Regions from separate parts of the Homo sapiens genome. Here regions 1 and 3 are each linked to region 2. The links are chromatin loops, found by intact Hi-C in ENCODE. Cell type or tissue: CD14-positive monocyte. All regions are shown on one strand. Links, peaks and the distances in the headings refer to the core of each region. The heading gives the core; the rest is flanking DNA. Region 1 overlaps STAT1 (signal transducer and activator of transcription 1). Region 2 overlaps GLS (glutaminase). Region 3 overlaps STAT1 (signal transducer and activator of transcription 1).

Region 1 (11,195 bases), core at 3,079-11,078, 92 kb after region 2:
AGAGACAAGAGTGAATCCCACAGGCTCCACACAGTCTCCCCAAGATGCTGCTGACCTCGCTCCAGAAAAAAACCCCCAAATGACCACAGAATCATGGCAGCCTGGACGTTCAGCCTCGGGTTGGATCAGGGGCCTCTCCTTTGGGGCTGACCTAGAAGGAGGGGGTGGCATGCCAAGTCCAGCCACTTTGAGACTTGCTGATTACAATCTCATATGCACAAAGAGACACTCACTCTTTTGTTCATTTATAGTCTAAAAAGGCACAGGAATGTTGATACCAGCTCCAGGGGAAGCTCCCAACATCCACCAAGGGAGCTGCTGATTTAAATCTGCTGGGGTCATTTGTGATGGCCCTGGTGGATCTGACTAGAAGTCTCTGCTCATGCGCAGCATTGTCAGGACTCTGGGTTCAGCCCTGGGGCCCTAGGGAGGCAAACTTCCACCCAGTATAGACCCTTCCACAGCTAGAAATCTGCTTATTTAGTGGAGGAATCTGTGCTTGAGTAACAAAATCAACATTTCAATAGTACATGTATGTTATATAATGTTAAAGATATCTTACTTATCAAATAAGACTTTGACTTTCAAATTATAATTCAGCTCTTGCAATTTCACCAACAGTCTGGAAAGAAAAATAAAAGCCATTACTTAAAAAAAATTATCTGTTACAATTTATTTATTATGCCAATTCCCTATTAACGTTTAGATAAACTACTCCCCCTCCAGTTTTAGGGTATTACCAACAAAAAAACTGACAGTTTTGTAGATCTACTTAAATTTTTGTAAGTGTATTTGTAAGAATAAATTCCTAGCTGTGGAACCGCTTAGGAAAAATTGTAACACTAATTCTGACAGGATGCCGCCCTGATTTTACATTGCCACCAAAAGTTAATGAGGGTAGCTGTTTACCTCTATAACCTTGCCAATATTCAGTTTCATCACAATTTCGACCTTTGGCCAATTTATATGGGTAAAATAGCAAACATTACTTTCTATTAAAACTTGTATCTAATCTTTGTCCTGTTGGGAGACAATAAAAACTATTGCCCATAAGCAGAAAAAATAGCGTCCCATCTATAGTCACCCCAGGGTAGCATGGAAAGATGGAGGGCAGGTGAGAGGGTGTACCTCTGCTCCACTGAGCTGGAGACTTTGAGAAGGAGACCCCGGGGCTCTGTCTGCTCCGTTCAGTGGAGCAGGTGGATGGGATCAGATTTCTACTGTCCCTTCCAGCTGCTGAGTTCTAAAATTCCACGAGGGCTTCAGTGTGACATTGTACCTACCAGCCAGGGAGGGTTAACCACAGACTTAAATCAGCAACACCCCAGAAAAAGGACCCGGGCCAACTATGAAGGCCAGTCCAGTTCTTCAGCGTCTAGCTACTCATCATAAGAAGAATGCTTAAAGCAATGCAGCCATTCAATGGAAGAAAGTAAAGCCACATATTCCTGGAAACACTTCTACAATTAGTATCGAGGAGAAAGACTACAAAACAATGTATGTAGCCTACTCCGAGTTTTTAAAAAAGAAATATGTCATATTTGTGTGTGTGTGTGTCTCTATATGAAATATTTGTGTAGACATGGAATCCTAATTTTTTAAAAAGGAAACATTATGTCATGTTTGTGCGTGTGTGTTTCCGTATGAAATATATATTTGTGTAGACATGGACAAAATCCTGGGAGGACAGACACTAGGCCATTTACTGTGGTGGTCCACAGATATTTATATCACGGACTGCTTTGAGAAACTGATGAAAGCTATAAATCCATCCATCAGAAAAATGTACATGTTATAAATCCACATTCATACAGCTTCTGGGGTTCATAAGGCTCAGGTTATGAGCCTATGCCCAAGAGGGGTGAGGCAGCCAGGAACTTTTACTCTCTATTACACACATTTCTGCAATTTGGAATTCTGTTTTCCTGTGAACACGCATTACATTTATGATTGGAAAAAAACCAGGAGTGTGTACATATATGTATATCAGTTACATTTCTACTATGAATATATTAATAAAAGACTCTCAGATATTCTCAGTAAGAGTTCATATTAAAGTGCCCCCTGAAAAATTATTTCCTCAAAAGCACCCTATATAACAGTTTTTATAAAAGGAAACTAGGGGTACAAACTACGTGACAGGTGATGTATGGGATGCCATCTTTCCCTTGTTACCTCAACTTCACAGTGAACTGGACCCCTGTCTTCAAGACCAGCGGCCTCTGAGGGTGCGTTGGCATGCAGGGCTGTCTTTCCACCACAAACGAGCTGCAAATACCCAGCAAAGGATAGATAAGTTAGCATTTCCATTAAGGTTGAGGCAATCACAATGATTTTCCTGAAAGAAAAAAGGGGGTTAGAGAGTACGATCTAAAAAATCATTTGAAAGATTCTGACAAGTTGGATGAACAAAGTGATATTTTCTAATTAGTAAAGAAATCCCAAAACCTAATAGGGACTTAACAGAAACAGAATAACTGTAATGATCTGTGAAACTATTACATTGAAACAAACATACAATGAAGGCTAGGCACAGTGGCCCATGTCTGTAATCCCAGCACTTTAAGAGGCTGAGGTGTGAAGATTGCTTGAGCCCAGGAGTTCAAGACCAGCTCAGGCAACATAGTGAGACCGTATCTTTACAATTTGTTTTTTTTTTTTTAATTAGCCAGGCGTGGCTAATTAGTCCCAACTACTGGAGGGTTGAAGTGGGAAGATCACTTGAGCCCAGGAGGTTGAGGCTGAAGTGAGCCATGATCACACCACTGCACTCCAGTCTGGATGACAGAGTGAGGCCCTGTCTCAAAAATCCAAAATAAAAAATAAAAACCCCGTATTTAATTATGTTCATTTACATGTCAGAATTAAGAATAAAATGTGCACTCAAAGTACAAGTAATGTTTTTAAATTTTAAAAAACCCAACATACAGGACTTCTTGTTTGAACATTAGCCATAGGGAACCAAGTACATTTTTTTAAATATTACTTCCAATAAGTACGATATTTATTAAACATATCTTCAGTTGTTTTGTTACATAGTATGCAACAAATTACAATATTCTGCAGCCACAAATTATATGCAGAGTATGAAGAAGCTATTAATCAGACAGTGTAATCTTTCCATTTATAACTCTACAAGGAAGAACTAGCAAATCAGATCTTACATATAACATCTCACTAAACTTTACGCATGGAAAGTGACAGACACTGCTTGTGCTGTTTGATATAAAATGGCTGAACTTCATCTTCAGAAGACTATACCTGACATCTAAACACACCAATATAAACATCAAAACAAAATATATTCTAACCAACCACGAGAAAACAGTCTGATATCAGGAAAATACATTATTTTATAAACCAGCACACAAAGGTTTAAGACAGTTCTGAAAATGAAGTTAGCTGTCTTGAGTCAAGAGAATAAAAAAAAAAAGTCAGTATTGACCATTTACAATCTCTGACCTCTGTGGATATGGTAAGAATCTGTTGTAGTGCAGCTACATACAGTACAATTCAGGCAATTTTGTTTCTTCACTTGGGTTCAGATTGCAAATTTATTACTGTGAGAAAAGGATGGAGGCAAATTTTAGCAGGAACCTCCACCTGACTGCTTGACCAGAGTGCTCTGAATTTTAACACTGGACTTCTCAGCACCACCAGCTGTTGCTCCAGGACCCATTAGCTTCTTAATCTCAGCTGCCATCATCATGGAACACAGTTCTACATTCATTGCATTCTTTCTTTTTTTTTTTTTTGAGACAGAGTCTTGCTCCGTCTCCTAGGCTGGAGAGCAATGGCGCAATCTCGGCTCACTGCAACCTCCGCCACCTGGGTTCGAGCAATTCTCCTGCCTCAGCCTCCCAAGTAGCTGGGATTACAGGCGCCCGCCACCATGCCTGGCTAATTTTTGTATTTTTAGTAGGGATGGGGTTTCATCATGTTGGCCAGGCTGCTCTCGAACTCCTGACCTCAGGTGATCCACCCACCTCGGCCTCCCAAAGTGCTGGGATTACAGGCATGAGCCACCGTGCCGGGCCTTGTTGCATTCCTAGCACTAGTTTCCAAAAACAGAATTCCAAGGGAATCAGCAAATTCCTTGGCTGTTGTGTAGTCTACTACTTTCTCTGTGGTCAGATCACACTTGTTCCCTACCAACAATTTGTTGACGTTTTCACTGGGATAATGATCTATTTTCTGCAGTCACTGTTTAATATTATTGAAGGACTCCTGATCTGTCACATCATACACCACTAGGATGCCATTGGCTCCTCTGTAATAACTGGAGATGACTGTTCGAAACCTTTCCTGTTCTGCTGTGTTCCATATTTGAAGCTTGATTGTTTTCCCGTCTAACTCTATAGTTCTTATTTTGAAATCCATACCAATTGTGCTGATGTAGCTTTCTGTATATGTTATCATCTGCAAACCTAAGAAGGAGGCAAGACTTTCCAACCCCAGAGTCGCCAATCAGAAGTAATTTGAATAAATAATCAATTTGGGATTCATGCTGGACATGTCACTGTAGCTGCCACCGCTGCCACGGCCACCCTTGCTGCTACAGCTGCTGCCCTGACTCTCTGCACCACGGGTAACTGAAGGAAAGGAATGAGATAGGCTGTTCTGGGAGAGTAAATGTCTTCCCCGACTCTGCCCCCTGGAACGCAATCAGCAGCCGCTGCCACTCAGCTATTGCTTCCACCCAAAATCAAGTACATTTTTATCATGTCAAGTTTGCATTAAAAAAAAAAAAACTTGCAATATGAACCCTTCTTTTCCACTCAGTGACATTTATCTATCTACTAAGTGTGTCTAGAGAGCCTACTGTTCACAAGGCACTGCGCTAGGTCCTGCTGGGGGAAAAGGGTGACAAAGGCATGTCTCTGCCTTCCAGAACTTTATGATATTCAAGAAATATAAAGAAATACATAACAACTATATAACAAAAGGCAGAGTAGGAAAGGAACGAAGGGTGACTGTAGGCCACGAAGGGAGATAACATCTGTTTGGGAAATCTGGGAAGATTAAATGATGAGATACAAGGTGAAGCTTTCGGGATGATACAATTTTGAAAGCAGGTACATGAAAAGAAGGCTCTGAGGAAGAGGAAGTATCCTCAGGAGAGCCACAGAAAAGCAAGTATGCGGCATGGCCCCTATAGGAATCAGCAAGAGGTCAAGTTTGCCTAGAAAGGGGCGTGTGTGGACGTGAAGCGTGGAGTGTTCAGCTAGGTCCAGGCTGCAGAAGGGGGGCCGTGAATGCCCAGCTGGGCATTCACTTGGATCAGCAGGTGATGAGGAACCAGAATGGAACTCTGCTCTGGGACAGCACTGGTCACAGGGAGGAAGGACTGGGAAGGAGGACTGGTGGGGAGGCTGGGGAAGAGTCCAGAAAGGAGGATTTGAGAGCCTGAGACATGAGGAGGGGAGAGGAGGAGGTGAGGCATGTTAGGGTCACGGCGGAGACTCAGCCAAAGGGGAAGGAGGAGTGGAAGGTTACTATAGCTTCCAGCCTAGCTGGCCACAAGAGTGAAGAACCACTGGTATAACCAAATAATTCAGGAAGAGTCATTGTCATTAAAAAATTTGAGGCCAGGCACAGTGGCTCACGCCTGTAATCCCAGCACTTTGGGAGGCCGAGGAGGGCAGATCACCTGAGTTCAGGAGTTGGAGACCAGCCTGGCCAACATGGCGAAACCCAGTCTCTACTAAAAAAAATTAGCCAGGTGGGGTGGCATGCGCCTGTAGTCCCAGCTACTTGGGAGGCTGAGGCAGGAGGATTGCTTGAACTTGGGAGGTGGAGGTTGCAGTGAGCCAAGATCACGCCACTGCACTCTAGCCTGGGTGATAGGTGAGACTCTATCTCAAAAAAAAAAAAAATATATATATATATATATATATATATATATAAAAAACACCTATTAAACCCTTGTAAATCATCTGAATTAACGGTAAAATGTTCCTCTGTATAGACCGATTACAGAAGGTACAAATAAATGTCCCTTGAGTTACCTCTGAATGAGCTGCTGGAAAAGACTGAAGGTGCGGTCCCATAACACTTGTTTGTTTTTTGTGATAGGGTCATGTTCGTAGGTGTATTTCTGTTCCAATTCCTCCAACTTTTTAAGCTGCTGCCGAACTTGCTGCAGACTCTCCGCAACTATAGTGAACCTGGGAAGACACAAGACACAGATGTCTCTATGAGAAACAGTCCAGAAGCAGCCTGGATTAAAGGGAATCATGGTATATTAGTCCATTCTCATGCTGCTAATAAAGACATACTCGAGACTGGAGAATTTATAAAGGAAAGAGGTTTAATTGACACATAGTTCCACATGGCTGAGGAGGCCCCACAATCATGGCAGAAGGCAAATGAGGAGCAAAGTCACATCTTACATGGTGGCAGGCAAGAGAGTTTGTGGAGGGAAATTCCCACTTATAAAACCATCAGATCTCGTGAGACTTACTCACTACCATGAGAACAGTATTGGGGGAACCACCCCCATGATTCAATTATCTCCACCTGGCCCTGCCCTTGACACATGGGGATTATTACAATTCAAGGTGAGATTTGGGTGGGGACACGGCCAAACCATATGGCATGGAAACCAACAAGTGGTTATATGCAACACAAAATGTCACCTAGGATGCCATGCTCTGCCCTCTAGGGAAAAACAAAGGGAACGAGGCTTGTGCCAGCAGTAGAAGCTTTGTTATTTGAGGAGTACAACTAACATGCACTGAATGATTACAGCCTACATCAAAAACTTCTACACACCACTGAGGCCTATGTGAGGAGAGATGGGTGGAGGCAGGGCTTCTAGGTGATCTGTGACTGGTGCAGGGCAAAGAGGAGGCCAGAGGCAGGGAAAACAGCAAAGCAGGTGCTTCCAGGTGATGCAAGAGGCAGCAAAGAGCCACTGCAGGTTCTGTCAAGAGAGTGGCATCAGCAAGCAGTGTCTCGGCAGGACCAGTCAGAGATGTGGGGCAGAGGGGCAGGAGGAGAGACAGAGATGGGAGACAAGGCCGGGGACAGGAAGAGAGGAAGGAATGATGATTCTGGTTTCACTCAACTGAAAGGAGAAGGCAGTATGCTCAGTCTAGACCCTAAACATAAAAAGCCAATGAGTAAACCCAGTGATTGCTCTTAGTCTTCCTTCCTTGCAGTCAACTGCTAACAGCAACACAGGCTGGGGAAACGCTGTTTTATTCACTTGCAGTAATGACAGAAGAAAACCTTTTAAAAGTGTCTTCTTCCCTGGGAAAAGTATCTACTTCACTTTCTGATTTTGCTCGATTCCAGTTCAAAGCCCTGGGACAGCAGCCCTTCGTCAGGAAAGGAGAAGGCAGGATAACGGCTGGCTGAGTTCCAGCGGAGAAGCTAAACCAGTGTCCCCAACTCTGCTTGCACACAGAGAAAATGACAGCACAGTGGGAAAACTAGAGGGCATGTGTGTCCCTACAAGAGGCTCCTGTGGTCTAGGAGGACCACTAGGGGGCTCTAAACACCCCAGGGCCTCCCTGGCCACCTGAAGGGCTTTAGGGTTGTATGTATCCCTCAAGGCACATGGGGTGCACTGGGCTCAGAAGCTCTGCTCTAACCCACAAGAAATCTGGGGTACCTACAGGCAATTCACAGAACAAAAATAAATGGCTGAATATTAATTGTGATTTTTTTAAAAACTGGCAATATAGAAAATAACCTCGTGAGATCTCTGGTCCTTGGACCCTTAGCAATTGTCCCAGGCCACCTTCCCTCATGTTCACTCTGTGATTCCAAGTTCAGCTCCTGTTGCCCCTCACCTGGACCACACTAATATGCTAATAGTATTCCAACTGGTCTTTCTGTCTCTATCCTATCCTCCAGGCTGTGGCCAGAGTGCCCTTTCTAAATCAAAGATCAGAGAAATACATCTCCTGCTTAAGAAAAAAGCCTGCCTTGGCTCAGCAGTACAGCTGCGTACATCCCCCATTCCCAGCATGGTGCTGAGAACCTGCACCATCAGGCTCCAGCATCTCCCACCGGGTCCACTTTCCTTCCCATCTCCCTGGACACCCCACTCTCCAGCCACCCAATACAGCCCCTGCAGTCTCCCACATGTGTGCCTTTGCACACGCTGTGCTCTGTGCTGGAAAGCACTTCCCCTTGATCTACGTGGAGTAATCCTAGTGACTTTTGAGTCAGCACAAGGCCACTTCCTCTATGAAACCTTCCCTGGAGATGCTTTCCTTTGTCCTCCACAGAATTCTGATGGCCTTTTGCTAGAGCACCTGGATACTTTTACCACACGAATTATTACCATGTCTACATCCCCCCCTCCACACTGAGAACTCCTTGTTGGCAAGGGCCAAGAATCACTCATCCTTGTGTGCCCAGGTCCTACAGTGCCCGGCACACAGTAGGCATTTAATAAGTATTACTGGATGGATGACTGAATGTTTCCTAAAAAACTATTCTGTAAGCCTAGAAAAATGCCTCAAGCTATCTTGTTTTTAAGGAAACATTAAGAGTCAAGTCATTAAATGTGTTCTATAACGACCATGTCACTGATGTTTTGTACAGTCAAACGACACCCCATGGTACAGGAGTGCTCCAAACCAAGCAGACGTGGCTGAACGTGGCGAGAGTCATGAATAACACTGTGCTTTCCAAGGGAGTGTTTCCAGGGTAAGCAGAAGCTGGACTATGTCAAACTCTATACTAATGTTTTGACAGGGTCCATTCAACTAACACAGCTCAAAGGTACATTTATGTGTTTATGTGGTTAGCCAGTCAGCTGCCAGTTTTCTGCTTTGGAGAATCTTACCAGTTCTGCAGCTGATCCAAGCAAGCATTGGGCGGCCCCCCAATACAGGCGCTCTGCTGTCTCCGCTTCCACTCCACTAGTTCATCATTAATCAGGGCATTCTGGGTAAGTTCAGTGACATTCAGCAACTCTATTATTTTGTGAACTACTTCCTAAAGGCAATAGAAGAAACAAAGTGAAATAAATTCATTTTTAATCACTGAATTTTAAAATATTTTTTAAAAGAAAAGCAAATATCATTTCATTCTCAACTGGGGCTCTAAGCCAGGTGGCTATAATTTTTCCTCTCTTCTAAACTTTGAGTCCATTATTTACAGTGTATAACAAAAGTGGCATGCTATTCTGGAAAGTAAATAACTACCTTTCTCTTATTGTCAAGCATTAAATACATCTTCTTGAGTAACAGCTGTTCTTGTTTCTGATCACTCTTTGCCACACCATTGGTCTCGTGTTCTATAAATTGAGAGACAGCCAGTAAATATATAAAGAAGACAAAACCAACAAAAGCCAAGATTCATATAAATTTAGGATAAATATGACACAAATGCTGCCTAGTGACAGGTCAAAGTTTGGCTTTCTTCGATCTTTAATGAACATGAAAAAAAGTCCTAAGTATAACAACTAGACACACTGAAACAAAATACTTGTTTTCAAAAATTAGCCGGGCGCAGTGGCAGACGCCTGTAGTCCCAGCTACTCGGGAGGCTGAGGCAGGAGAACAGCATGAACCCGGGAGGCGGAGCTTGGAGTGAGCCGAGATCTCGCCACTGCACTCTAGCCTGGGCGACAGAGCGAGACTCCGTCTCCAAAAAAAAACAAAAAAAACAAAAAAAAAACAAAAAAAACTTGTTTTCAGTGACCCATGTAAATCAGACATAGTAGTATCTGCCACTTAAGACACTGTCAGGTAATTACCTAAATAAATGTAAATAACATTAATAATAATGTTATTATTATTATAAAAATAAATGTAAATAATAAAATGTTTTATCTGAACAGAATTCAGATAAAAAATGTATACAAAGCATAGCTGTAGCTTTCAAAGAGAAGTAGATGAGTAGGAAGTGGTAGTTGAAGTTGCTGTCTCTTATACTTTCTACCCAAATCATACTGATAATCTCTGCCTATGAACCATGGTATACCCCAGATGATGAATAGAGTAACAGCAGTACCCTACGTGTCCTACACAATGTACATTCTTGAGATCTTTTCTGTTGCTACTCTCATTAAAAACACGCAACAGTAAGAAAATACAGTAAAACTGCTTTAAAACATGAGAAAAATACTGAGCTTATCTGCTGTGTATACACGTGGCCCTGCAACGTTTGAAGAAACCTGAGATATTAGGGCAGGGGAACTCCACATATCTATCGCTCTGTGTCAGTCAGTGGGCTAGGCGCAATAAATATGGTGAGTAACACATAACCAGTGGTTATCAAGTAGGGGTCACTGACCCCTAGGGGACTTTTGGCAATCTCTGGAGACAGTTTTGGTTGTCACTAGTGAGGGCTCCTGGGTAGTGCTACTGGCATCTGGTGGGTAAAAGTCGGGGATGCTGTTAAACACGCTACAATGCCAGGACAGCCCCAACAACAAATTAGCCCGAAATGTCAATAATATTGGATGTTGAGAAGCCCTGGCCTGGGTTATCAAGGAAGAATTCAGAGTCATAAAATACTCGGCAAATAGAAAGGAGTAATCATCTTCGTTATCTAGTGTGAACAGAAAAAATTGCAGCCAACGGGCACCACTTCAGTTGTGAACCCTTACCTCTGTTCTGCAAGGTTTTGCATTTGAAGTCATATTCATCTTGTAAATCTTCCAGGCTCTTGATTTCATGCTCTATACACTACAAACAAAGATGTAAACATGTTTTCTACTGATCAGCAACTTCCAAAGACTTTAGGCAACAGAGTATTGCTTCTATGGAACCCAGAGAAACACGAAAACAATTCCATCTCCCCCAAAAAGAGATCTGACTTGGACAGTTCTAATCATATACATGAAATAATTTCGGTTTCATTAATAAGTATGTCATAACATTTTTAAAAAAGCAAACGTACAATAATTCTCAAACTGATTTGTATGTCCTTAACCTGGTTCCAGCGCCTAAATTTTGATTCTTCCTCATCATTTTTGAGACTACCTCTGAGATATGATTTAAGAACTCCACTGTGAAGCCCACAGCAGGCGGGGAAAAAGCTCACAGAAAATTTCCTCATTCCTTCCAAGTAAGAAAAGTGACCATACATCCCTGCTTTACCGGGATAGACCTGGTTTCATACTTGCTGTAATTATAAACAGTGCCCTCTTGGCGGCTCAAATGCATCTCCATCTGGACAATAAATTGTATGTTCATTCTACAAATAAGCCTCATTTGTTTGGGATTTGG
Region 2 (11,195 bases), core at 2,183-10,182:
ATCTTAACACTAATACAAGTAAAAATATTTGTGTGGAAAACTAATCCTTTCTTTATTCGTGCATTTTTAACTTTATAGGTATTAAAACTTTCTTTGTATGATCATAATTTTTTGATCTTTTTGTTTTGCAAGAAAGTGAATGGTAGCCTTTCATTTGTATGTTTGATTTTCTTAAAAATTTCATATTTATTATGTTATTTTACAAATGAAAAATTATTTGTGAGAAATGTTTTGTCAATCATTGTGCATTAGTTTTTAGTTATAAACACTTAAGGAAAGAAAATGATTATTCCCGGCTTACAGATAAGAAAACTGAACAAAGGACAGAGATATATATAACTTGCTGAAAAGCATAAGCACCTCCTCAGAGTTCATTTTATATGACTTCTCATTTCCTAGTTAGACTCATGGTATCTATATTAAAATAACTCCCAAGAAAAACCTTACTGTTTGGAATGGTGATCGGTATGCAGTTAGATACTCTCCTGAGAGGCAAAATTGGCTTTGTCAGCCTGTTAATATTACCAGTGAAGGCTGTTGGAACAGCTTTACCAGCACCTTCTGCTAGAGCAGAACATTTGTAAAGTTTCACTGAGTGTATAATTTTGTTAATTATAAATCCTTTTTTTTTGAGATGGAGTTTTGCTCTTGTTGCCCAGGCTGGAGTGCAATGGCGCGATCTTGGCTCACCGCAACCTCCGCCTCCCAGGTTCAAGCAATTCTCCTGCCTCAGCCTCCCGAGTAGCTGGGATTACAGGCATGCACCACCACGCCCGGCTAATTTTGTATTTTTAGTAGAGACAGGGTTTCTCCATGTTGAGGCTGGTCTCGAACTCCTGACCTCAGGTGATCTGCCTGCCTCAGCCTCCCAAAGTGCTGGGATTATAGGCGTGAGCCACCGTGCCTGGCTAATTATAAATTCTTTTAAAGGTACTGATTAAAATAGTTAAATGGTAGTAGGTTAATAATTTAAATTTGTTCAGCAGCTCTCATTTTTGCATTTATAACTTCTTGAAAAATGAGGAAGTGCATTTGATTTGTTGTAGATATAAATACTGGTTTAAGATCAGGAATTCTATTTTTCTTTCCTCTGAGAAAGGTGTTCTTTGATGTACATCTCTTGCAACTCTGATACTTGGAAGTTGGATTTTAGAAGCTATTTGAAACATTAAAAATATTAAAATAATGGTAATACTTTTGAGATTAATATTGAAACTATCTGAAAATGATTGCTTATTGAAGTAAATATTTCTTAGCTCTGGGGTGTCAATACTATATAAGTTATGGAAATTAGGACTGTAATTTTTTTAATGTTGTAATAGGGGGATCCTTATGACTGAAACAATAGTCATTTCTATTAGGATTTTATTTTTAAACTGTTAATTTTATATTGAACAAATGAGTATATATTATTCTGAATTCTTATTAATAGTTAAACTGTGAAACCTGGCTTTTAGCTTTAATTTGGTTTCATCTAGAACAACTTGAATTAAAATATTGACATTTAAAAATTTCTCATTTATTACAGACTAAACAAGAAATACTGAGAGTATCTTACTCTTAAGATTTATTATCGTTGGTATTATGGCTTAACACCGTGTTTAGCAAGTCTTCCTTTGTTAATTAAATATTAATTAAATATTCTATTACTGCATTACAGAGACTTAAGAAGCTCAGAATATACAATTGGCTGTAATCCATTTGCAAAACGTTTTAAAGGCTACGTTAATATACTGATTTTCTGGCTTAAATTCTTTTTAGCAAAAAGCAGAATACAGTTCAAATTATTAGATTTCAGAATATCATGCTCTCCCATCCACTTGGTTTACTATATTTTTAAAATACTTTTTTAACAGTGAAACATTTTTATTCTGCATTATATTTACATATCTTACATTAAATAGCATATTGTAATATAACATTTTTGGTGACTCAAATAATATAAAATTAATTATTACACTACTTCATATGAAATTTTATTTCAAATTAGAGATTATTTTTACAAGCATATCAACAGACATTTCATTTAAGACATAAATTAATCTGACTAAACAAAGTTGATATAATTAAGGAAAATATGTTATAATGCAAAATGTTTAATTTTTGAATGAAATGCTAGTAATAGTTATATAAGAACTAAGAGATGTATTTCTGAGATTACTTGGTAAATAAACAAGATCTCAACCTTGGCAGTCTGAATTTTGTTAACCAGATGTCGTCATGCTGAATGTTACCAACTCTGATTGAGTAAGAAGCTTGTTTCAGATGGTCTTAATACTTAAACCTGGTGGAACGCCTTGTCTTAATTTGTGACACAATTTTAGGCACATCCAGATTAATCTCTTACACGTTCAACAGCTTACAAGCAACTACTTGAAAGACTGCTAGAAGGAAAGATAATGTAGAAAGCATAATTTATAGAATTTAGTTGTATAAAATGATAAATTTATCTATTATTTAAATAGTGTCCTAATTATTACTGTTATTACCAAGTTCTGATATTTGAAATGTACCCAGTTTATTAATTATCTTTTTACATTCTACAGATGTGTTCAGAGCAACATTGTTTTGTTGACACAAGCATTTAGAAGAAAGTTTGTGATTCCTGACTTTATGTCTTTTACCTCACACATTGATGAGTTATATGAAAGTGCTAAAAAGCAGTCTGGAGGAAAGGTAATGCTTTTGATGTACATATTTTCATAACCGAATCACTTAATAAATTCAGCTTAATTTGAGGTCTAGAGAGTAAATTGTGTAGTTGTGTTTTGCTAAAGAAAACACTTTAGCTTCGCTTAAGAAATTTAAGTGAAGCCACTGGATTTAGTGTTTTTACGGTATTTTAAATATTTAACTTTGTTATTCTGGTTAAAGAGAAATCTAAGGGTAAGAATTTTTTATTTTCAGATGATGGTGATGGATTTTAAATTTTTAAGTTAAAAAATCTTATTCAGAATTTCTGCAGATCTGATATCCTTCAGTATTAAACGAAATGTTTCTAGTTTTTAAAATCCTGTAAATAATACTAGGAACTATTTGATTTTCATATAGAAAGTTTTCATTTTCTTTTGTTTTAACTTTGGGTAGCTTTAGTATAATCCAGTTGGCCCTTGAACAAAGCAGGGGTTAGGGATGCCAAACCCACACGCAGTCAAAAATCTGAGTATAACTTTTGACTCCCTTAAAACTTAACTACTTATAACTACTGTTATAAGCGTTACCGATAACATAAATAGTCTATTAACACATTTTGTATATTTATTATATACCGAATTCTTACAATAAAGAGGATAAAAAATGGTATTGAGATCATAAGGAAAATATATTTACTGTTTATTAAGTGGAAGTGGATCACCATGAAAGTTTTCATTGTCATCATCTTCATGTTTAGACTGAAGAAGAAGAGGAGGGATTGGTCTTGTGTCTTGGGGGTGGCGGAAGCAGAAAAGAATCTGCATATAATTGCACTGTTTGAAGTTTAAATCCATGTTCAAGATTCAAGTGTATAACAACTTCAGTGTAAATACTTACTACTTACTTTTAAATACTTGATTCCTAATGTTTTAGTGAAACCCTACTAGCACCCATGACCCTGATTAAATAAATTTACTTTTTTCCTGCTTAAAAAAAAAAAAAGTTCAAGTTCCTCTGCTAGACTCTCCTGCTAAACATGAGAAAGAAAGAATGCATTGGAAAATAAGAAATAATAGAGACTGAGAAAAGTCACTTTAGATCTCATAATTCTCAAGTCTGTTTTGCCTTTAGTTTTCATGAGCATTGTTACAGAAGATAGACTATGAAGCCACTGAGTGTTGTAGAATAACTAGTCATTGGTAGAAGGTAAAATGAGATAAGAAATTTGTTGGTGGAAGAAAATACATTATTTGTCAATATTATATCTATTCATTTCTTTCCAATCTTTTGGATAGGTTGCAGATTATATTCCTCAACTGGCCAAATTCAGTCCCGATTTGTGGGGTGTGTCTGTTTGTACAGTAGATGGACAGAGGTAAGTTTATTTCAAATTCATGAAAACCAACTCTAAGCCTTAACTTTTGTATAATGGTGAGAATGACATGGAGAAGATCATCTTTTATAATGGAAATTAGTCCTAACAGGATATAATTTCAAAAGGTAAATAAATTTAAATTTTAATGTAATTTTTAAAAACTCAAACAGTAACATTATATTAAGTTTTATGAGACATCTATTTTATTCACAGTTGTAGTCTTGTTTTTTGAGTATTATTCAAATACCTGCAGTTACCAATTTGTTTCAGAAAAGCAGGCTTGTCAAAACATGACACTATTCTCTAATGAACTGACTACTAATAAAATTAGTCCCTATTTCTCAACTTAACATTGGTAACCCATCTGTCGTTGTCTTTGTTCCTTGTGTTCCTGATAAAATTAGCATGAGAATTAAGACAGTGCAACATAACGTATCCCAAAGTTAAAAGTCAGTTGCAAAACATGTAGGATTTCATGAAGTCCATGAAAGCAGCATTTGGGAATTGCTTACATTGCAGGCACAGCTGCTGACAGATGAGGAACTTGCAGAATTATAAAAAGGATAGTGATGTGAGGGCGCTTTAGAAAGAATGATTTGATTTAAAAATCAAAGAATTAAGAGAGGCCCTTGGAAAATGGTAAAGTTCTAGAATATTTTTTCAAGAATGACCGTGTTCATTGTGCTGGGAATTAGACATAAAGATTGTTATCATCTTATAATTTGGTTTTATTAGAAAATTACGCCAAAGAGAAAAATCAATATTCTTTTTTCACTCATTTTTAAAGACTTAGCTCAGAGATATATTCCTTTGTTTTTTGTTTTTTTATTAAAGTATTTCTGTTTTATCAAAATAGAACTTACATAAGATGTACAACTTGTAAGTGAACACAGCTTGAAAAGTTTATATCAGAGTTGTAATTTTACCTAAATTTCGTTAAAACTACTAAAAGCCGTTTAACCTAGTAATTTTAGATTTTACTTTTCAAGATAATGTTGCAATTAAAAACCTTTTTTCCTTTTATGAAAATTTGATCTTTTATGTTGCCCAGGTTAGTTTTGAACTCTTGGCCTCAAGTGATCTTCCTGCCTTGGCATCCCAAAGTGCTGGGATTATAGGCATGAGCCCCTGCCCCCCAGCCAAAAATCTGTGACTCGTAAGGACCTTCATTTTAGGTGATTTTAATTTTTTTTTACTAATTATCCTCAAGTACTTACAGTAAAAAATATATGGGTTAGCCCATTCATTTTGAAAGTAAGGAATCTGAGGACCATAGTTGACATGATATTGGCAAAGGTGAAATGAACACCTAGGTCTCTTAACTTCTAGTCTATTTTTTCTTTCATTATTATATGCCTTTATCCTCATTTGGGTCAGTAAAATGTACTGAGCAGTCACCATGTGTTGAATTAAATGTTGTGTGCTATGAAGGGACACAATGAAATGAAAAGGCATGGTGACTTTATCCCTTGAAGCAAATTCCGGTAGGGAATGGTATTCCTGTTTTTGCATTTTAGGAAATAATTTATCAAGTAATGGAAGTCTTTGAATTTGAAGAAAATTATTATCATGTAATATTGAATATGATTTTTCTCTTCTTAAACATTCTCTATGTCTCTTAGTTTTTTTATCTAGAGAATTCAGAAAGTTGACTTCAGAACTAGAACATATGTATTTTTAAATCCAAAGGTAGTAAGACAAGCTCTTAATCATTTTTTAGAATGATTGTCAAGTTTGAAGTAACAATCTTATATAGTATAACTATATAGTTTAAGATTATAGTTACACATGAATAAATTTGATAGGAAAAAAATATAGTGCCCAGTTTCATTATGAATGACTTTCACTATGAATGAATGCTTTGTGATGTGTTGGGACATTGTTCAGGGAACCTGGGAGGTATCAGTAAGTAAATCAAAGATCTCTGCCTTTGTGAAGCTTACATTATAATTGGGTTGGCCAGAACTTTTTCATTCCCAAATCTTTTCTCTACTTCATGTACTTCTCAGTTTGGTGGTAATATAAAGCTTTCTTTTTGCTCTGTTATTTATCTGCATGGTAATGATGACTGCCTACTGAACTTAGTGCCAGCTCTGTCATGTTTATAAAACTGGATGCTTTTTTTTTTAATGGGGCCCAGGATTGTGAGTGGATGTGGCTTGCAATATGAGGCATTTGTAGACAGGGTCCCAGAGAATAGTATTGAATCTAAACTGAGTTCTGTTTAACTTTTTAACCATGGTTTAGTCACAGCTTACAGCTCTGAGTTGAAAAAAAGGTGAATAATTTCTAAAAGGGCTAGTTTATTTTATGTGATTGAATACACGTGGGAGTAAGGAGGAGCATGCTCTTACTCTCTTGCCCTCAGAGGAAAATTTCCACATTACATATTTATTATCTACTTTAAAACCATTATTCTGTTACGTGAATACTTTCATGCTTTTGCTTTTTTTCACAGTATTTCTCTTAAAATAAACATAGGTCAATTCTGTATCCATGGGGTCTGCACCCATGGATTCCACCAACCACAGATCGAAAATATTTGAGCCAAAAAAGATGGATAGTTGTGGCTGTAGTAAACATGTACAGACATTTTTTCCTTGTCATTATTCCCTAAATAATACAGTACACCTATTTATATGGCATTTACATTGTATTTGGTATTATAAGTAATCTAGAGATGATTTAAAACACATGGGAAGATGTGTGTAGGTTATATGCAAATGCTATATCATTGTATATAAGGGACTTGAGTGTCCATGGAGTTTGGTATCACAGGGATTCCTGGAATCCACCTCCCACAGATATCAAAGGATGACTGTACTTAAATTTATTCTGTAATTTTGACATAAACTTGTGGTTGAATTATGGGAAAATTTTTGTTGGAATTGTTAACATGTAAAAAGAATAATTCCAACTATGCAGTTACATTTTTTTCCCAGTTGATGTTATTTTTTAAAAATCTCCTTTTAAATAGGCATTCTACTGGAGATACCAAAGTTCCCTTCTGTCTTCAGTCCTGTGTAAAACCTTTGAAATATGCCATTGCTGTTAATGATCTTGGAACTGAATATGTGCATCGATATGTTGGAAAAGAGCCGAGTGGACTAAGATTCAACAAACTATTTTTGAATGAAGATGGTAAGAATTACATAAACATTGGTTGAAAAAAGAAATGTCTCATTTTCCTATGTAAATCTAAGTCGTTTTAAACATTTTTTGATTAAAATTAAAAGTATTTGTCATGTGATTTCTATATAATCCATTGAGAGAGTTTCATCACCTACTTTTAAAAATGATTATTTTAGGCATCTCATACCACTGGGAAGTGGGCTAGGGAGAACATGAACTTCTCTCTTCATAACCACCTTTAGGGAAATATAGCGAAATCTCAAAATACATGAGATTTGCTTTAAAATAATTTAGTTAAGGCAGCTGGGAGTGCTGGGTATGATTATTACTATATGTTGGTAATTATTGCAGCTAAATGATAGGTGCATGGGTGTTTGTATATTATTCTATCTATTATATTGTATATAGTAGTTGAAAGTTTTATTGTGGCCCTGGTTGAGATAGTGAGGATTATTATTTTTCAGTGAGTGTTTTTACTTTTTATCCTTATAACATTAAAAAATTTGAAAGAAATGCTTTGTGTTTAATGCTTGGTTAACAAATCTTTTTACAGGAATTCAAAAGAAAAGGGGAGGACAAAAGTAGTTAGTTTGATCTGATAGAGATTTTAAGTCTAAACATCATTTAGCTGAGTGCAAACTAAGTTAAACTAGTCCCATGGTTTGGTTTCTGTTTTTTAATCTTCTAAGCATATGCTGTGTTTCTGATTGATGAGTTAAGATATAGAATTGAAGAAAGTGAGAGCGAAGTTTGTAGTAATGGCTGTGAGAGATACACTTTTGTACTTTTTTTTTCTGCTGTATAAAAAATGAAATGTGCCTTATACTCATTATTTTATTAGTTTGTAAGATGAAGTCATAAGACTGGTATTTTCTTATGCTTCTCATCCTATTTATTTTGAGAGCAGTTACATTTTCTTTCCCATTTTACCGTAACCTTTTTATTCTGATGCTACGTTTGGTTTTATGGACATTACTGTAAATTAACAACTTCAATAAGGACATCATATGCAGAAGCACTTTATTTACTAAGCTCATTGACATCTAGATTTAATATTGAAAGAATTAATACTGTTATTCTAAAAATACCAAATATTTTAAAAGAAAAATTTAATACTTTTCCATGAACAGCAAAGGAGAATAGACATGTCTAGTGAATTGATGGATTTCGAGGGAGATATTTAAGAAAAAACAAATATAGTAATTTGAATGTTTAGAGGATTTCAGAAACAAAAAAACAAAATGGGCTTGGAGCAAATGAAATTAACAGTATAAGTAATGAATTTTTTTGCCATATATATTTATGGTTTTAGGAATCATGAATTATTGATACTGTATTCTATATAAGAAAAAATGACAAATCAGAGATTTAGAATTGTTTATAATAAGAATAAAACATAAAGTTTAACAAGAGATTTTGCCTCGATATTCATAGACGTTTTCTAAGCCTGAGCCAACACCCTGAGTCTTGAAAGTAACAGTAAATACAGGCTTCACTATATTACACCTTCCTGAATTCTGATTAGAGCCTGTGCTCTTGAGTCCTGATTTAGTTTAGCCCAGCAAAAACAATTTGAAGATCTCGTTCATATTTAAAATTGCAAGGGTAGATTTTTGGTGAAACCATACACTTTTTGTGTGTGTATGTATATATGTGTGTATCTAAAATAATAAATTTTTAAAAAATAAATATATTACTGTTACACCAGCTTTATAAGATTGTGATGATTTATTAAGACTAATAGGGATATGGTAAATAGAGAAATTGTAGTAGTTTTTTTTTTTTTTTTGAGATGGTGTCTGGCTCTGTCCCCCAGGCTGGAGTGCAGTGGCATGATCTCGGCTTACTGCAAGCTCTGCCCCCCGGGTTCACGCCATTCCCCTGCCTCAGCGAGTAGCTGGGACTACAGGCACCCGCCAGCACGCCTGGCTAATTTTTTGTATTTTTAGTAGAGATGGGGTTTCACTGTGTTAGCCAGGATGGTCTCGATCTCCTGACCTCGTGATCTGCCCGCCTCGGCCTCCCAAAGTGCTGGGATTACAGGCTTGAGCCACTGCACCCGGCAGTAGTTTTTAATAACAGTAGTTTTTTTTTTTTTTTGAGACGGGGTTTCACTCTTGTTGCCCAGGCTGGAGTGCAGTGGCGCAATCTCGGCTCGGCGCAATCTCGGCTCACCGCAACCTCCGCCTCCCGGGTTCAAGCGATTCTCCTGCCTCAGCCTCCCGAGTAGCTGGGATTACAGGCATGTGCCACCACCCTGGCTAATTTTGTATTTTCAGTAGAGACGGGGTTTCTCCATGTTGGTCAGGCTGGTCGCGAACTCCCAACCTCAGGTGATCTGCCTGCCTCAGCCTCCCAAAGTGCTGGGATTACAGGCGTGAGCCACCACACCTGGCAATAACAGTAGTTTTAAAATGTTTGCAACATAGAAAGTTTTGGTAGGAGGTGGCTGATATTTTTTATCATTATAAGTGAGCAAACAAGTTACTTTATGGAGATGTCAGTTTTGCAAACTACCATCTCCCAGGGAAGTCTTTTTCTACCTTGTAGTGATCGGGTTAATCAACAAATTATTTATATAGCTTTCCTTGTCTGTATTGTTAACAGCTCTGGAGGGTACATGGGCCTTGCTTCTTGGAATAACTTTTCTGACTACAGGATACAGAAGGCAATTACATATTTCTAATACATAATGGGAGAAGACATACTTAAGCATTGAATACTGTTAGTTGTATTATCTTACAAGTATGTAATTGACAGGTGCCAAAATGTATGTGCTGATTATATGTGTGGAGGATTGAGAAAAAAGAGGAGTTGAGTTAATTTACATGAGGATGACAGGACTGAATTGATAGGATGAATTGTGGATGGTTGGGAAGAATGTGAGAGGGCACTGCACATTTTTTCCAACCATCCTCAATGGGCACTGCACATTCTTCGTAACCATATATATCCCAACCAGATGGAGAATATTTTCTCTATATCTAGAGAATATATTGTAAATGTGTGTAATGTCAGATAATTGAGTTTCCTTAACTCCAGTTTTTATTTGGCACTGTAAAATTCCAATATAATACCGAAAATATAAATATCCAAATTAAATTGGAAATCCTTTTTAATATTTTTCGTTCTTTAGTATATGTATTAGCAAACTTTGCCTCAGCCTCACCTGTGAACAAAACCCTTGTAAGGTTCATATGCTTAGCAGCTTGAAAAGCTTCTTTTGATATAATATGAAAGAATGCTGTGTATTTTATTGCCTTTGGGGAAAATAAATACTTGTTAAAATTGATCTTTTTTTGCATTATAGTTTAAAGCATGTTCATAAATTTCAGATGTCACCCATGTCCATTTTGTCAGTATAACACGCTCTGATATTTCGTTACTTTAAATGATAGCCTTTATTAGTGTTGTAGGTTATTTCTGCCATTCAAAACTTTTTTAAATTAAAAATTCTAAATTAAACCCATCAACTCCATCTTACCTTAAGACAGAGCAGGGAAGCAAGAAAATTTCACGGTCATAGGTCTTAGGCCGAGGTTTTATACTGCAGTTAGGCTGGTGGTGTGTTACATTCTCTCTGGCGGGTTTCCGGATGTTCAGATGTCTGGCTTTTGAGCCAAAGGCAGAATGAGCAATTACATACATCTGAAAATTGGGCTGTCATGCCTTAAAATGATTTAGTGTTCTTTAAGACATCTTGAGTGTAGTATATGTAGCATTTGCAGAGTATTTATCATTTGGAAAATATTTAATACTCACATTTATGTGATACCATTTGGAGTACATAGATTAGCAGTCTTCTAGGACTGTAGAGTCTAAGCCTGATAATGTCAAAAGCTCTGAAATGACAGATAATAAACATCCATACAAATAAAAGTATAAACTAATTTATACTAATTTAAACTAATTTAAACTAATTTGGGATAGGCAAATCTTGATTGTAATAATCAGATATAACACAAAGATTTTATTTTAACTTTTGAAACTTGGCATTATGAATACACCCAAAATGTAGGATATTTTTCTTTTTATTTATTTATTTTTAATTGAC
Region 3 (11,195 bases), core at 601-8,600, 100 kb after region 2:
CATGATTATAGCCATCGTTTTCTTCAGGGTGTGTACTTGCTGGTTACACTCCAAAGTCAAGTCCCCACTTGCCTTCCAGATCTTCTGACATGTACTACAGGCTTCCTGCTTATGTGTCAATATGAAATTTTTCCCAAGGCCCTGGAAAATGCTGGCAAACTGTTAACAAGGTTACAAAAAAACTAGGCTCAATTCATGTCTAAAATAAACAGTATTTCTGGGAGTTTCCATTAATTCATACAGTTGCATGGTACCACGCTGGAATTTAGTTCACGGTTTCTCAGATACTATACACAAGATTACTCTCATTAACTCAGTCCTTATTTATCTTAAAGCTTTCTGATTCAAAGTGTGGTCCTCAGACCAGCAGCATCTCACCACCTAGGATCTTGTTGGAAAATCTCAAGGGCTAATATGATTAGGCAATCAGAAAACCCTATTTTAACACAATTCCGGGTGATCCAGAGGTATACTGAAATATGAAATCACTCCATTAAGGCCATCAATGAAAATCTGCTACTATAAAGTCAATAATGAATATAAACCCAGACTTGCCTGGGAGTATTCAGTCCTATTTTTGATAATCAGAACACTCAGAAGTGACAGGGTCTCTACTTGCTTCATACACCAGATGTACCCTGCACATACTAGGTACTAAGTAAATGTCAGGCAATGCTCTAGGCTCGGGTGTTAGAGTGGTAACCAGTGATCCCTGTTCTCATAGAGATTAAATTCTAGAAAGATGTTATTTTTTTAGAGTTAAATCCCCCACACAGCAAAAACTGTGCTTGTCAACCTTTCTTACACAGTGCCCTATACAGCACAGATTCTACGGGGGTGTTTTTATATGTGCAATTGTATCATCTTTTCTTCATGTCTGGAATTTTCCTTATATTAGAAAGCCTTTCCCTATTGACATTACATCATTCACTCATTTCCCTAGCACTTGCAAGGTTTCCTTTTTTTCTTTTTAACTTTTAGATCGCTGATATATTTGTTTATTCTCATGATCAGAGTGAAGTATGGGTCCACTTTTTGCTTTCACTTTTTTTCCAGTTAGCTTTCCATTTGTCTTAACAGCATTTACTGAAAAGTCCATTATTTTCCCCAGTGCTCTGAGCTGCCAACTTTATCACATGAATTTCCATATGCACACGGGTTTCCTTCTAGATTTTTCTCTTCTTTCCCATTGGCCTTTTTATTCATAAGCCTGAACCCTTGAAGGATGTTTGACTATAGAGGATTTATAGTCTGTCTAGTAGGGCCAGTCCCATTTCATTGCTCTACTTGTTCAGAAGTTGCCTCGCTACTCTTGCATGTTTATTTTTCATAAATTTCAGAACAAATTTGTGTAGCTCCAGAAAACAACTTGTTGGTATTTTTATTGGAATAACATTAAAATTACAAGTTAACTCAGGGAGAGCTAACATCTTTATGATGTTGTTTTTAATTCTTATGCTTCTAATGGTTTTCTCTTGTCTAATTGCATTGGCCAATACCACCAATACGATGCTAAATAGCAGTGGAAACACAGCATCCTTGCTGTGTTTCTGACTTACTGGAGTTTTCCCAGTTAGGTAAGATACTGTCTCTAGAATGGAGATATATATATTTTTTTGTGTTAAAGAGGTACCCATCAATTCCTATCTTATTCAATGTTTTTATGAGGAATGAGTATTGAATTCTGTTAGATCTTTTCAGCTTCTGTGGAAGGAAGTAAATGCTTTTTTCTCCTTGTAGCTATTAATTTAGTGAATTGCATTAATAGGTTGCCCAGTCATGGACTACCCTTGTAACCTATAATAAATCATATTTGGTCATGTCCTTTCTTAATGTAGTATTTAATTCTGATCCCTAATATCTTATTGAGGACTTTTATATTGATACTCATAAGTAAAATTGGTCCATAATTTTTTGTTTTATCTTTATCAGGCATACGTCATCAAAGTTATTCTCTCTTCATAGGAAGTTTTCCTTCATGTTACATATTCTCCAACAGCAGAAGTTCAAAGCATGTGAATTGTATCAGCTGTAAAGTGTGTATTAGAAATACATGAATGTTACTGGTATCCTCTGTAAGTCCAAGGTGCCACATATCACTCAGTGACAAAAGGGGTTTCTCTGGGCGGTTGGAATAAGTTGTCACTTTGAGGAGTTCCATACAGCTTTCTGCCTGTGCAGGGAAATCTTTGCTGTTGTCTAATTCTGACATGGTTTGGATCTGTGTCCCCACCCAAATCTCATGAATTGTAATCCCCATTGTTGGAGGTGGGGCCTGGTGGAAGGTGACTGGATCACGGGGACAGTTTCTCATGAATAGTTTAGCACCATCCTCTTGGTACTATCCTTGTGATCACGAGTTCTCACAAGATCTGGTTAAGTGTGGAGCACCTCTCCCCTGCTTCCTCCTGCTCTGGCCATGTGATATGTGTGCTTCCCCTTCACCTGCTGCTATGACTGTAAGTTTCCTGAGGCCTCCCCAGAAACTGAGCAGATGCCAGCACCATGCTTCCTGTAACAGCCTGCAGAACCATAAGTCAATTAAACCTCTTTTCTTATAAATTACCCAGTCTCAGGTATTTCTTTATAGCCATGCAAGAACAGACTAATACAACTTCTAAGCCAGCAGGATGTGGGCACGGTGTCCTGTGGGCTTTGTAACAGCTGGGACACTACACCTAGAGAGAGGGACCAGGCCACTGGAGAATTCTGACTTCCCAGGCCTCCTCCCAAATGACCAAGGCTCGGTTTAGAGAACAGGGATATAAACAATGGCTGTAAAACAGCAGCTACATCCCCAGCTTCTACATCCCCTTTCTACTGACTTGCTGGGAGATGCTTGGTGGAAAAACCTGGTGACTGTGGCAGGGCCTAAGAAATCTCCTGCTTCCAACTTGGGCAGTAGTCCCTCCAAGTCACTCAAACCCTTGGTGCTCTCTTACCCCTTCCACTCATCCCTCCCTGCTTCCCTCCACCCTGCCCCCATCTGCTAAGCAGATGCTTGGCTGCTCCTGTACACTTTAGTACTGATACCACTTTCACAGTGAGTCCTTAACTTTTTAACTTTCTAAGAAACCAGGAGTACTGAAACCACGGGAATTTCAAACACTGAAGTTGGAAGGGACTTCGGCTGTCATTGACTCTTACTTTCTCGTTTCACTACTGTACCTCTAGAGACCTTGTTTGGATGGGAACTTGGTTACTCCAGACCCCAGAGCAAAGAAAAGTCTTCTGCTCAGGAAGGGGGTCCTTTCCAATGGAGTGAGCAGTTGTCCAAGTAAGGGAATAGGCACTCCATGGGTGTGAGAAGTTCCAGCCAGAAAGCCCTCATATCCCATCCCACAGATTAGAAAACTGAAAAGTGACTTCTCCAGTGAACTAGTTTTAGAGTTGGACAATACTGGGTTTAAATTCCAAACCTACTTCTCATTAGCTCTGTGGCTCTGAGTGAAGTACCTGACCTCTAAACCTTAGTTTTCTCATCTTTAAAATGGGGATAAGAATACCTAACTTCAGTGATAGTTTCGAAAGTATTTACTCAAATGAAATAATGTTTATAAAGTGCTTAGCACAGGGCCTGAAACATGATAAGCACTCAGCATATGGTAACCATTAGTCCTTAAGAACACAAAGATGGAACAGCAAAGGAAGCTTAGAATCCACCTCATGTCTTTCCCTCCCACCTGAAAGAAATTCTCCCCATCCCTTCAGACCCTATGGACCTAAATTTTTGTCTAGACATGCAACTAGCTTTTTCACCACAAAGAAAAAAAGAAAGAAAAAAACTTAGTGTGCTGTAAGACAGCACACGAAACATTTATAGTCTACTACAGTGTGTATAGCATAATATTCTCTTAAATGTATTTTCTAAAAGCTCTTATATTAAAAAACAATGGGAACAATAATTTCCCATCTCGGCATGTCTATAGAATTTTGTGGTCTCTAAATGATCTGAACTAACTCGGAATTTTGCATGTTTTTAACTTGTTGAATCTGTTGAATCCCCATGTACCTATCACAGTTTCAACAATTAGCATTCATGGATGGCCTTGTTTCATCCCTATTCTCCTTACTCTTCTAGTCCCCAAATGGGATTATTTGAAGCAAATACCAGACATCACACCATTCCATACACATATACTTTAGCATGAATAGAATATACACAGTCATGTACCACATAACAATGGTTCAGTCAACGATGGACCGCGTATATGACAGTGGCCCCATAAGATTAGAATGGAGCTTTATGGGGGTACCACCTTTTATCTTTTACACACTATCTGTACTGTACCTTTTCTATGTTTAGATACACAAATAACATTGTGTTACAATTGCCCATAGCGTTCAGTACAACTTCATATTGTACAGGTTTGTAGCCTAGGAGCAATAGGCTTTACCATATAGTGTAGGTGTATGGTAGGTTATACCACCTGGGTTTGTGTAAGTGCACTCTATAATGTTTGCACAAAAACGCGATCACCTAGTGGTGCATTTCTCAGAATGTATCTGTGTCATTAAGTGATGCATGTCTGTATTAATAAAATAAAGTTACTTCAACAAGGGGGGAAATGGTGAAGAAATGTTTCTGACCTACCTAGCCAATAGTTGGCTGGATAACTTTGGAAAGGAGGCACCTATTGTGCCTTTTCCCTTTCCCTGACATCCCCAGACACCCAGAAACTTCCCTCACACCCCAAGAAGGCTTTGCAAAGGTGTTCACGGACTCAGGTGTCCTCTGAGAGGCTCAAAACAATCCCCAGATTACCTACATTTTTAATGGGGAGGGAGCTCAAAAGCTGGTAAACCTTCAAGATCCAAAGCCAGGGGATGAGGTTCATGTGGGAGAGCAGGGGTCACCTACTCTGCTGCCAATGCCATCTCTGGGCCAAGGGGCCAAATGTGAGGATGACATGCTTGCAGCTGGGGGAAACAGGTTGTCCTTCTGCCCATCTTTGCTCCTGGCTGTCCTTTCAAGTCTATTAGAAATACAGAGGAGGCCCACGCATACTACTTTTAGGATGGAAGCCCCATATAATCAAAACTGCCGGCTGAAAATCTCCCAGGTATATGCCAGGTTAGAGACAGGCACACCTCTTTCAGAGGAGACAACCTGGCCAGCTTCTCCTCCAGCGTTGATATACACCTTTGTTCCCTAGGCTGGGTACCAGATGAGCTAGCCAGCTTGAGTTTAGAATAAGCAATATGTATCTTTACATGCTCAGTTCAGCAAGATGCTATCAGTGTGACAAGAAGATGGGAACTATACGCCTAGGGAAGTGACAGGATTACAAGGACTGGGACAAATGCTCAGGCAGTGTGTGGAGAATGGCATCCTCCACCACACCTAAACTCCCTCCCTCTCCACTGTCACACAGTTCACTTCGGTAGTTATTTGTTGGTGAAATGCACACAGGATGCATACTGTGTCCTCTGGCATCCATATAGCAATGGGCTCCTCCAGAACAATCCATAACATGGTGGCTTCACACTGCCTGCCTGTTGGCTTGTTGTCACCACCCCAGTGCTCAAGAAAGGAATACTAAATGCCATAGCAAATTCAAAACTCTGCTGAACCCTGACAACTAGGAAGGTTTGTATTAGGATTAATAAAACAATGATCAAAAATCTTGATACTAGTACAACTCTGACTCATTTACTGTTTGATGCCTTGAATATTTAATAGGTATCTTGATGTTGCTCAAAACAAAGCCCTTGATTTTCCCATCAGCCTCCTTTTCTCTCCACAAACCTATTGAGTCCTACAAAACTCCTGCCCCTGCCCCCTCCTTGCCTTCCCAGCTCCGTGTACAGCATTACCATTTTTCAAGGGGTTCTAGTAGCTGCTGTAGAGCCATCCTTGACTTTCTGCTCTCACTCCTGCATCTAATCCTTCAACATAAGGATCCTTCTATATTGGTATCACATCCAAAGCATAACCTGAATCTGTCCACCTCTTCCTACCTCCACTGATTCTACTGAGCGCAAGCTTCCACTGCCTCTACCTTGGACAGCTGCAAGAACCCTCTATCTGCCTGCTTCCATTCCTGTGCCAGCAACTCAGAGGCCTTTCCTGACCCTGATCTAAAGGAACAACCCCACTCCCAGCCACTCCATGAATTCAGCATGTTATCTTCTCAGCACTTTATGCTACCCAGAAGTATCTTGTTTATATGTTCTCTCTCCTCGTTAGAACTTAATTCCATTAGATTAGGATCTTTCTTAAAGCCTGGTTCTATAAAATCTCTAAATCTGATTCTCCCACTTCTTGGGGCTATAAAATTAGAGAGATATTCATCATTGCTTTGACATGGGCCCTAATAGTATTTGATGAATGAATACATTTTTATTTTATTACAGTTTATGTGTTCAATGAGAAAAAAGTACCTGATTAAATCTCTGGGCGTTTTCCAGAATTTTCCTTTCTTCCTTCAGACAGCTGTAAATGATCATAGACATCTGGATTGGGTCTTCCTGAAAATTATCCTAGATTTGAGTGGTTAGAACAAAAATAAATTAAAATGCAGAATGTTTACTTTATTGTGTATTGTAAGTTGATATGAATTTGTTTATATTCTCCGGGAAACCTCATCTCTCATCTATTAAATTCTATATAAGCTATGTTTGTTAAAATCAAAATATTTCTTTCACGAATTATGACAAAAATTGCTTTAACTTTCTAAGTGCAGGTACCTAACGTACTTTTTGATTTAAAAACAAGTATTTTCACATATGGTTCACATAATATTTTTACTTTAATATCTTTCCATATTTCTTAAGGCCAATTATCTTTGGTTAGGATCCCGAGACAATGCAAATGATATAAAAACTATACATGACATTCCTCAATGAATGCATCTGTTGGTCTAAGCTTTGAACTAGACCAAAGATATTCATCTAGGGTTTTCTGTTGCCATTGTCAAAGCTAGTTTGCAAAACACTACCAATAGCAATAATGGCTCTTTATACAGGTACATTCATGCAAGGTCTGTATGAGAACAAATTTCTGTAAAGTTAATTTGATTTCCCCACTCGTAAATAAAATCATAAATACATTCACAAAGGAAAAAAAACAACTTCCAATTACCTAAGCTGAAAAGTTCAGTTGTATTGTATGAAAGAAGAAAATGATAGCTTTCACCTCCATTAAAACAGAAAAGTTCTGTTATTACACAACATAAATATGATAGCCACCCCAAGGGCATGCTGGGAGTACATCTGAAGAACCCCTAAAACTCTATAGCATGTTCTCTCATGTCTGGATCTTTCTTTGACTTTCTCTTCCAGGAGAGGCCAACTCCACCAGAAGCAAGGCAAGGTGGAGTCTAGTTCCTGAAGTCACCTGACTTCCTTAGGTGAAAGTCAAACCTTTCCTGTTTTATTCCTCATTTGCATAGCAAGGACCTGAACCTAACCACTAATGTTCCCTGGAGCTTTAATGTATTACTATAGATCATTGCTCTTAAAATGTAGCCCCTTTTCTTTGGTTTAAATATTGACAATTTTTAGTAAAACAAAATTATAGCATCACATTTTTCTCAGGATTACTGATACCTAAGAGGTGATACATTTAACCCTAAAAATTCCTTCTGTGTTTATAAAATAAATTGGTATCTTATTTTACTTATGCTATATTTACTGATGCTGTAGAAAACATAAATGGAGTTAGTCTCTATTACTTCTCTAAATACCAATAAGTGTGTGCTCAATTGTATTTGCTGAATGAAGAAAACTGCCTTCCATAAACATGAGAACATTTCAACTAAAATACAAAAACCAGGTCATACCTGAAGATTACGCTTGCTTTTCCTTATGTTATGCTGTAGCAAGAAGTTATTCTCCAAAGAAAAGCGACTATATTGATCATCCAGCTGTGACAGGAGGTCATGAAAACGGATGGTGGCAAATGAAACATCATTGGCAGCGTGCTCCCTAGGAGATTTAACATTTACACATTTCATTCTAGAACTAAATGTCTATGTAAAACAGACAAAACAAATGTTGGTTTCCTTATTGAAATTATTAAAAATAATTTAAGTATTTTCTTAGGTTTATTTTCTTCTTTTGAAACTGACATTGCTTTTAGCAGCAGTTTATGTGGTATTTCTCTTATGTGCAATTAGCACAAAAAATTCTAAACTCTAAGAGATTGTGCATGACAGTGTTCATGGTGACTATCTCTGAAGGGGGAAAAGTCAACAGGGGACCCTTCACTTTCTATGTCAAATACTTTCAGGACGTTTTTAAATTAGCAAATAATAAATTTTAAAGTAGAACACCTATCAGTTAAAAAAAATCCCCTTAATTTTACTACCTTCTTCATATTTCTAATCAATGTTTAACCATTAATTTGGCTTTATTTCTTTTAAATTACTTCTTTCTATAGTCTGGATCCTAAGTTGGAAAATAATCGGTGTCAGTATTCCGTAACTTGTCCAAAGCATTTAGGAATATCTATCATAAATTAAATTTGGCAAAACTGTATAAAAGTGCTTAATGACTAATATACTTAACTTTGTTGAGACACTTTTTGGCTCAACTTTGTTGAGTCATTTTTTAAATCAACAAACTTTTCTACAACAAATAATTCCAGTGGCCATTGATGGAATTCATCTTCCAGTAAACATGGCCCCAAGTCACTTAATCAACCAGTACTTTTAAGGTGTAAACTTCTTCTTCTGTCTAGTGAATTTTCCTTACCAGTCTTGCTTTTCTAACCACTGTGCCAGGTACTGTCTGATTTCCATGGGAAAACTGTCATCATAAAGCTGGTGAACCTGCTCCAGGAATTTTGAGTCAAGCTGCTGAAGTTCGTACCACTGAGACATCCTATAGGGAAAAAGAATATACATTCTTTCTATGTATATGGAAACCATAGCTCCAAAGAAAGCCTTCCTAGCATCAGGTTGTACTCTTAAATATCTTGCTTAATCCAAAACATAGTTTGTCCCAGGAATATTTTATTTAAATGGCATTTATAGTCTAAAGCCTGTTTTTAATTGAGTTTGGGGATGAACTTTTTTTCTCCTCCACGAAACACATCTTCATGTCTTTGCTTATTGTCAACATATCAGGGCAGCCTTCTCTGGCCTCTTTTATTTAAACTGCAACCACCTCCCACCCTGGAAACATGCTCTCTCTTTTCCCTGGTTTATTTTTCTTCATAGTACTTACACCACCATCTGACCTACCACATATTTTATTTTCATTATTGTCTGTTTTCACCACTTGAAGGGATGGATGTTGGTGGAGGATTCTGTGCACTGGTGTATCCCTAGAACAATGTCAACCACATAGTAGGTATCCAATAAATATGCCTTTAAAATGAGTTTGTGATTTTATCAAATAAATACATGAAAAACATTATTTTAATTAGACTTGCTTTAAGACAAATCACAAGACTCTCCCAAAATTGCTCTCCTACAAATCACAGTACATTTGTAATTTAACTCAAATATTTTCAAACTTCTGTTTTATATTTATGATTCATATGGTAAAATTCATTATTTTTCTTATACACATTTAAAAAGATATATTTTCTTCTTTGCCTACTACAAACAATAAATCTGGCATAAAGAAGTAATGATTTTTAAAGATTAAAACATCATTAAATGTAATTTAAAAGGATAAAGTAACACTTAGCTTTTTGGATAACTGTTAAGTCCATTTTTACATAGTGATCCTAAAGATTCAAAATCACAACAAAAACTTGATATAAGCAAGTCCTAAAATTCATTAGGAAAACGGAGAGTCTCCCATGACCATCATGTAACTTAGGATTTATATCAGCACACAGGTGGCAATATGCAGAGCAGACACAAGTGAATCTTGTCCTGCCAGACCTCTGGGGAAGGAGTCTGGATTTTCAAGTAGGGCATGGAAGAGTGTGTATGCATACTTGTAGCCGAGCACATGTATGCAGGCATGAGGTCACGCCTACTCCACAAATGTCCTTCCAAAGGAGTGTGAGGAAATGTCTGGCCTATAAAGCTAGTTATCCTCATATATACCAGTAGAAACGGACCCAAGCCCAGCCCCTTGGCACTCCTGCTGAAGCAATTTGATTTTTCAGTTCAGTTTTATTTTACCTGAGTGGAAAAATCTGTGGCTGTCTCCCTCCCTGCTTGGTAACTAATAAGGATCTACCTAAAGCAGATATGCTGGACCGTCAGGCAATGGGAGCTGCAACGCCTCTTATTAGCCAAGCGAACCCAGGTAACTTACTCCCCTATCAACAAGGTGTGTGTGTGTGTGTTTAGTAGACAGGAACTTGCTCTGTCATCCAGGTTGGAGCGCAGTGGCAGTGGAGCGCAGTTCACTGCAGCCTCCAACCCCTGGACTAGAGCAATCCTCCCACCTCAGCCTCCCAAGGAGCTCAGACTGCAAGTGATATGGTTTGGCTCTATGCCCCCACCCAAATCTTACCTCGAATTGTAATATAATTCCCATGTGTTAAGGGCGGGACCAGTGGAGGTAACTGAATCATGGGGGCAGTCTCCCCCATGCTGTTCTCGTGATAATGAGTGAGCCTCATGACATCTGATGGTTTTATAAGCCACTGGCATTTCCCCTGCTTGCATCTATTCTCTCTCCTGCTGCCCCGTGAAGAGATGCCTTCTGCCATGCAGAACTGTGAGTCAATTAAACCTCTTCACTTTATAAATTACCTAGTCTCGGGCAGTTCTTTATAGCAGCATGAGAACAGACTAATACAATAAACACGAGCCAAGAAGCCTGGCTAATTTTTAAATTTTCTGTAGAGACAGCCTCTCGTTATGTTTCTGAGGCTGGTCTCAAACACCTGACCTCAGGCAATCCTTCCACCTCAGCCTCCCAAAGTGCTGGGATTACAGGCGTGAGCTTCCGCACCCTGCCACAGTTGGTTCTTAAGGCTGGTTGAGCTAGTACATATGTAGCACCTGGCACAGAAGAGGTGAATTAATAAGCTCATGTTTGGGCTGGCCAGGTGGCTCACGCCTGTAATCCCAGCACTTTCGGAGGCCAAGGTGGGCGGATTGCCTGAGCTCCGGAGTTCAAGACCAGCCTGGGCAACATGGTGAAACCTTGTCTCTACTAAAATACAAAAAAAAATTAGCAGGGCATGGTGGTGTGCACCTGTAGTCCCAACTACTCGTGAGGCTGAGGCAGGGGAATTGCTTGAACCCAGGAGGCGGAGGTTGCAGTGAGCTGAGATCGCG

What was found. Peaks named below come from ENCODE experiments on the same cell type or tissue, not always from the same donor. Only the 100,000 strongest peaks of a DNase experiment are listed, where the experiment ranks them.
Region 1: a loop joins it to region 2, with 2.6 times the contacts of the local background. A loop is called at or near these places in 3 of 110 quality-filtered maps.
Region 3: a loop joins it to region 2, with 2.5 times the contacts of the local background. A loop is called at or near these places in 3 of 110 quality-filtered maps.

Annotation. Positions count from the first base shown.
Region 1 is chr2:190,989,053-191,000,247 of GRCh38, forward strand. STAT1 (signal transducer and activator of transcription 1) reads right to left here. Exons shown (of 25, transcript NM_007315.4): 7 at 10,574-10,652; 8 at 9,165-9,256; 9 at 8,804-8,955; 10 at 6,009-6,167; 11 at 2,176-2,268; 12 at 563-622. It also overlaps the pseudogene RAB1AP1. Among named protein-coding and RNA genes, the nearest start is that of STAT1, 20 kb to the right of the region's middle. RefSeq lists a silencer at 7,509-7,628. In CD14-positive monocyte, for the core only: a CTCF peak has its summit at 7,489 (motif pointing right); a DNase peak (open chromatin) is centred at 8,159; H3K27ac peaks cover 2,306 bases.
Region 2 is chr2:190,898,018-190,909,212 of GRCh38, forward strand. GLS (glutaminase) reads left to right here. Exons shown (of 18, transcript NM_014905.5): 4 at 2,547-2,676; 5 at 3,930-4,009; 6 at 6,987-7,150. Among named protein-coding and RNA genes, the nearest start is that of GLS, 23 kb to the left of the region's middle. In CD14-positive monocyte, for the core only: no CTCF peak of the experiment used is centred there; no DNase peak of the experiment used is centred there.
Region 3 is chr2:191,001,179-191,012,373 of GRCh38, forward strand. It overlaps STAT1 (signal transducer and activator of transcription 1), which reads right to left. Exons shown (of 25, transcript NM_007315.4): 3 at 8,698-8,826; 4 at 7,785-7,929; 5 at 6,385-6,483. The coding sequence starts at 8,825. Among named protein-coding and RNA genes, the nearest start is that of STAT1, 7.4 kb to the right of the region's middle. RefSeq lists enhancers at 10,147-10,256, 10,557-10,646, 11,075-11,134, 11,175-11,195. In CD14-positive monocyte, for the core only: no CTCF peak of the experiment used is centred there; no DNase peak of the experiment used is centred there; H3K27ac peaks cover 1,908 bases.